Regions from separate parts of the Homo sapiens genome. Here region 2 is linked to region 1. Evidence: chromatin contacts called from ENCODE Hi-C or POLR2A ChIA-PET data. All regions are on one chromosome and are shown on one strand. Each heading gives the region's core, a stretch centred on a gene start or an enhancer-like site at or near the end of the contact. The rest is flanking DNA. Distances are from core to core; before and after follow the strand shown.

Region 1 (3,173 bases), core at 383-2,882:
GATTTTTTTTTCCATTTCTTCCATTTTTAGGTTTTTATGCTGTAGCTCACCCTGTCTGGGAAAACTTTGTCTAGCAAATGGTCTGAAGCTAAGTTTAAACTCATAAAGTCAAATTTTTAAAAATGAGGCTGTTTTGCAAATAATTGAAAAAAATGATGTTTTCTGTTATCTGGATATTGCTTTGCTAGGCCAAATTCAGCATTTAAAATTATTGCTTTCGGTCAGATGTGGTGGCTCACGCCTGTAATCCTAGCACTTTGGAAGGCCAAGGCGGGCGGATCACCTGAGGTTAAGAGTTCGTGACCAGCCTAGCCAACAGGACAAAAACCCATCTCTACTAAAAATACAAAAATTAGCCAGGCATGGTGGCACGCACCTGTAATCCCAGCTACTTGGGAGGCTGAGACAGAAGAATCGTTTGAACCCAGGAGCCGAGATCATGCCACTGCACTCCAGCCTGGGCAACAGAGCAAGACTCTGTCTCGGAAAAAAAAAAAATTTATGCTTTCTTTTTTTCTTTTTTTTTTTTTTTTTGAGACGGAGTCTCATTCTGTAGCCCAGGCTGGAGTACAGTGGTGTGATCTCGGCTCACTGCAACTTCCGCCTCCCGGGTTCACACCATTCTCCTGCCTCAGTGTCCCCAGTAGGTGGGACTACAGGCGCCCGCCACGATGCCTAGCTAATTTTTTGTATTTTTAGTAGAGATGGGGTTTCACTGTGTTAGCCAGGATGATCTCGATCTCCTGACCTCGTGATCTGCCTGCCTCAGCCTCCCAAAGGGCTGAGATTACAGGCGTGAGCCACCATGCCTGGCCACTTTCATTTTTATAGTAATGTCAACCACAAATAGTCAACCACTTAAATAATTGACTACTTCTACTGAGCCATAAGAACTGCCAGAATGATATTTCTGATCTTATTCGTTCTTATATAAGCCTCATCATAGTTCCCTGGAATAAAATTATAAATTGTGTATGATATAAGTAACTAAAATTAGTTTAAGTTGATTTCTCAAAAGCTGTATGTATTTATGATAAGAGAAATTGCACATTATTAGGCAAAAACCTATGAACTGTTTAGCTTAACACATTTTTATATATCTAATTTTTTTACCAAAGCTGAACTCTTTCCATGTTTACAAGGTAGTCTGGGATTACTAACAAAATAAACAAGAGCCTTTCTAGATAAATGTGTCCATATGCCAGTGCGGTTTAGGTCTTATTCAAGACACAAGTCATTACTTCTGAAAAAATGAAGGCACATTTATTAAATGACTGGGAGAAATTCCATAGTATGTAGAATGGGAATAATAATACATAACATTGTATTTTATGTTCCATTTTTTAAAATGAGTCCAAGGAAGTTAAAATATTCTTTTAATTAAGACACTCAAAGAAATGAAATAAGAAAAATTGATGCAAGGACTCCTTCAAGTTAAGATTTGTGATACAAATATTTTCATCTTTTAACAGGGCAAGCTGATGTGTTCACATCTCAGTTTCAAGCTGCCTCTTTCACTAGGAACATCAGTATTTTTTTTTAAAAGCACATTTACAATGCTTTCCCATCACCCTTGCTGTGTTTTTGTAGCACCTATAGCCATAACTGGCACCTGGGGGCCTGCGTTGCTGGCAGTTTCCCTTACATTTCTTTGGAGTCTTTTCAACTGCTGTGGTTTTACTTAGAAGTCAGTGCTTTGCATATTTGATTTCCTGAGACTGTTTGAATAGTCTTTCTCAGAAAACTGTGCCAGTCTGGCTGTGAACAGCTCTTCTCCGAGGGGAGCTGACAGTAGCCTGCTCGTGTTGGTATGCTTGGACTTGGGTTCCCAGCCATGCCCTGCTATCTTCTCTCCCTAATCCCTCTTATCCTGTCCCTGCCCTAGTGACATCACTGCCCACATCTTGCCATCCCTTTAAAGAAGAGAACAACATTTGAACCAGTCCAGTTAGAAAAAGATTAAAATCCTGCTCAGGGAATCTATGCAAAGCCTCCATAAAAACAATTCCTATTTGTTGTTTCAGCAGCTGATGCAGAAATGATTTTAAACAATAAAACCCGACCGGATAATTCAAACTTCTGTAAGGTAATAATCTGTTGTGAAGACAGAAGTCCCTACTTAAGATGATAGGTATGAAATTTGGGAACAAAGGTAACCTTAAGTTTCTTGATTTGAGTGTGTATTTTAAAGATCATCATCATCTTGACAGTGCAGTTTTGAGATAATGAAAACAAAAATGAGTTTTAATAAGCTTTAAATGGCATGGTATTTTGAGGTGCTAAGGTAAAGAGAAACATTGTTTTATGAAGTGGCTCATGTGGGTATATATATGTTGGTGTGCTGTGCTGCTAGCTATTCCATGGTCTTCATCAGTATACCACTAGAGAGAGAAAGAAAAGAAGTTAGAATTAGGAAGTCAGTACTCTTCTTAAAAAAAAAAATACGTAAATTCAAATGAGCTCTCACGAGCATACATGGTATAAAACAGAGTGTTTTAATTCCTGAGGCAGTTTATAAACTGAAACGGGGTCAAAGAGGGGGTCTAATTTTCCCCCAGAGCTTTTCCAGGGCACGTTGTTCTGTCCTGCAGAAGTCTCTGATCCTCTTTTGCAGGTGCTGAGAGAACTCACTGTGAATTTGGCTTTATTGAATAGTGCTTTAAAGATACGTACATTTTAATTAAAACACCCAATCCATTTCCAAATTTGACTCAAAGGGCGCTTACACAGCATGCATGGGAAGGAATGATTATCCCATTAAGCCCACTTGTTTTAATTAAACTGTTATCAAGTGTTAAATTTCTCTGTACTCTAGTAAGATAAACTGTATTAAACTAAATGATTTTTTTTAAAGCAATATTGCCTAATATATAGCACCTAGAAACTGGAAAAACTCTATTTCAATATTACATATATATGTTTAATAGAAGTGAAGTCAAAAATCAGATGTATTATTTGTAAACACTTAGATTTTAAACTGGTATTTTAAGAAATCTGTGTATTTGACATTTATGTAAAAGGAATTAATGATCTGGGACAAAAATTTATTGATTCATACCTTGTTAAATAATTGGGAAGTCATTACCGGGCAAACATAAATTATGGAGACATAAGTTAACTTTAAAAAAAGCTTAATTAAAGTAGCATTTGTCTTTTCTTTGAATAGTAGAAAA
Region 2 (3,173 bases), core at 479-2,978, 35 kb after region 1:
TAAAGCCCTTTAAGCCCCTCACAGCTTCATCATCCCCATTTTACAGCTGGGAACACTTAATGTGCGAATGTGCCTGGTGATACCGGGCTTCCATGCTACCCTGCTGTAAGGCGCAGGTACTGAAACAGGACCGAACCCCTTCACTCAGCCGCAGAGCACTGCATTTCTGTAAATTGGGGTCCCTTTTCACTTCAGTCCTTTTACTTGCTTCTGAAGAAACTATATACTACCTAGTCTGGGTGGCTGGTATTCTCAGGAACACACCATGAGTTTCCCCAGTTGCCCCCTCTTTGTTCAGTCTTGCTCTTTAGCCTGAAGTGGCTGCCAAGCTCTAACTTCCTTAGGTCTTGGCCTAAATGTCCCCTCATCCACGATGTCTTCTTGGAAACCTCCTTCTCCCACACCACTCTGCCAGGTCTCATTGCACTCATCACAAACCGCCAGGCTGCAGGGGCTGAGAGTGCAACTGCCACTTTCCATGCCGGGAAACAGAGACATCTCATCCAGTCTGACGCTTCTGCATCTGCCCAATGCAGGGGAGCTAAATGAGAACCTGGAAAGGTGAATACACTTTACCCAAGAAAGGCAATAAATCTGTGCAAAGAGAATGGAAGTATGAAAAGCACAACAGAAAAATGAAGCTTTCTGAAATTAGTTTTTTAGACCAGACGTTGGAAAACTTTTTCAATTAAGGGTCAGAGAGTTAAGTATTTTAAGCATTGTGGTCCACATCTCTGTCACTACTCCACTCTGCCTTTGTAGCACAAATGTAGCCAGAGACCATAATTAAATGAATGAGTTCATTTAATATTCCACTGAAAAGCTAAAATTTGAATTTCATTAAACTTTCATGTATAATGAAATATTATTACTCTTTTGATTTTTGTTCCCAACCACTTAAAAATGTAAAACCTGGGCAGATCACCTGAGGTCAGGAGTTCAAGACCAGCCTGACCAACATGGCAAAACCCTGACTCTACTAAAAATGCAAAAATTAGCCAGGTGTGGTGGCACACACCTGTAATCCCAGCTACTCAGGAGGCTGAGGCAGGAGAATTGCTTGAACCCGGGAGACGGAGGTTGTGATGAGCCAAGATCAAGCCGCTGCACTCTAGCCTGGGTGAGAGTGAGACTCGGTCTCAAAAAAAAAAAAAAAGTAAAAACCATTCTTACTTGTGGACCACACAGAAATGGGCAGTGGACTGCATTTGGCCCATAAACCCTAGTGTGTTAACCCCTGTCCTGTATCAGTGGTTACTATTTTTTCAGGCCAAAAACCATTTGGACAATCTGATGAAACTGATGTACCTCTCTCTAGGTGGGAAAAGCCTCTCCACTGACATACATACAACATCTGAAAATTCCATGGGCATAGATTAGGAATTTGGGCTCCAGCAATATTCTTCTTTTTAAAAGTGCTCTGGTAGAGCGAAGGGGTATGTGATGGGGGGAACAACTTTTTGACAATAATTAGTGGATCACCCAGTACTAAATAGCTTTATCTATTAACAGTCATAAATTAAACATCAGGTTCAGAAATCAGCAATATAAAAGCAACCTTTCCCCATTTGAAAACATTGAGTAATGGAATTTGGGAAGTCAGCCAGGAAACTCACGTGCATCAGTCATCTTCCCTGCCCATTTTCAGATCAAAGGTTTATGGTCCTGGACTCTGCATGGCCTGGGTTACTCTCCATGACCCCAGGTGTACTCTGCACCCTGTGCATGCTCAGCAAGGCAGTTCACCCGTGGCGCAGACAGGAATTTTTGAATTTTCTTATAAACATACTTCCCTTCAGTGGCAGCCTTGAGCCAAGATTATGCCAGTCTGAGATGTCAAAGAATCATTTAAAAAAAAAAAAAACAAAAAACTGCCAGGTGCAGTGACTCATGCCTGTAATAGCAGCATTTTGGGAGGCCAACACAGGTGGATCATTTGAGGCCAGGAGTTCGAGACCAGCTTGGCCAGCATGGTGATACCCTGTGTCTACTAAAAATACAAAAATTAGTCAGGCATGGTGGGGCGCATCTGTAATCCCAGCTACTCGGGAGGCTGAGGCAGGAGAACTAATTGAACCGGGCAGACAGAGGTTGCATTGAGCCGAGATCATGCCATTGCACTCCAGCCTGGGTGACAGAGTAAGACCCCATCTCAAAATAAATAAATAAAGCCAATGGCTCAATTGTACTTTTTACTGAAAAGTTTAAGTCCCACTTAAAACCAGAAAAATCCAACCAGCAGGATTATCATCTATGCTTTGCATACTGCATGCTGCTTTTATTCTGCAAAAACAGGCCAATACTGAGTAGCTTTCTTATGTAATGGTTTTGGTGGGGTAGAAGAGGGACCACCCCTGCAGTCCAGGCCTTCCTGAGAGCCTGGACAACTTACCCAGGTTAGACATATGAGCCAGCAAGCTCTTCTACCTTCTGCAGCTGGATTAGTCCAACGGGAATATGGTTGATTTTAATACTAAAATGACGGAGTAATTTCTGGATGTAAAATAATAAGTTCACACCCATGTGGAGTCTACTATGTGCCAGGAACTATTCTAAGTGCTTGACATAAGCTCATGACCACCCTATGAGGTGAGTACTGCAGATCATGCTCTGCAGACAAAGAAACTTAACAGCAGAGGATTTAAGTAACTTGCCCACTATCGCCCAACTGGGAAGTGTTGGAGCCGGGATTCAATTCAAGCTGTTGGCTTCAGATTCCCAGTTCATACTCGCTCCCTCTATGAAACCTCCACCCATCCATTTGGAAAATGTTGCTAGCTAGCTTCACCTTCTTGTTTCTTTTCAGCATAAAGTTCCTCACTTAAAGAAATCTATTCCTAGAGAGCTTGTGTGTAAACTAAATTAATTTTATAAGGCAAATTATATGTGAATGCACTGAGAGAGACTTGTTGAAAATCACACAACAGAGAATCCCCTTGTAAAGTGACCACCTGTCCCAGCATAATGCCTTGCAAACAGTAAGCATTTAATAAATGTTTGTTGGGTAATATTAATTCCCTTAATTTGTGTAAATGTTTCTTTTGGTACATTAAGGATACTTAAAATAAGGTATTTATCATCAACTGGAAATCATATTGGAGGGAAAAATGCTACAAAGAGCAACTGCAACCGTGGAATGATTAATTCAGTGAATCACCCGAGGAAGCGGGCAT

The links. Hi-C counts contacts between places; a loop is a spot of excess contacts on that map. ChIA-PET counts read pairs that join two places held with the same protein, here RNA polymerase II (POLR2A). Pooled maps may share reads with other maps.
Region 2: a pooled map shows a loop between it and region 1 (2.7-fold over the local background). The contact joins two enhancer-like sites. A Hi-C loop is called at or near these places in 2 of 168 maps with a recorded cell type or tissue (HepG2 and posterior vena cava) and 2 of 50 pooled maps. POLR2A ChIA-PET finds 5 or more read pairs at or near these places in 4 of 52 experiments (activated CD4-positive, alpha-beta memory T cell, activated T-cell, activated naive CD4-positive, alpha-beta T cell and 1 more).

Annotation. Positions count from the first base shown.
Region 1 is chr2:161,991,004-161,994,176 of GRCh38, forward strand. DPP4 (dipeptidyl peptidase 4) reads right to left here. Exons shown (of 26, transcript NM_001935.4): 26 at 1,242-2,381. The coding sequence ends at 2,280. Among named protein-coding and RNA genes, the nearest start is that of DPP4, 82 kb to the right of the region's middle. Within about 2 kb of position 1,633, at least 3 of the 41 ENCODE cell types and tissues checked have a DNase peak (open chromatin) inside an H3K27ac peak, as active enhancers do.
Region 2 is chr2:162,026,208-162,029,380 of GRCh38, forward strand. All of the region lies in intron 10 of DPP4 (dipeptidyl peptidase 4), which reads right to left. Among named protein-coding and RNA genes, the nearest start is that of DPP4, 46 kb to the right of the region's middle. RefSeq lists an enhancer at 559-728. Within about 2 kb of position 1,729, at least 2 of the 41 ENCODE cell types and tissues checked have a DNase peak (open chromatin) inside an H3K27ac peak, as active enhancers do.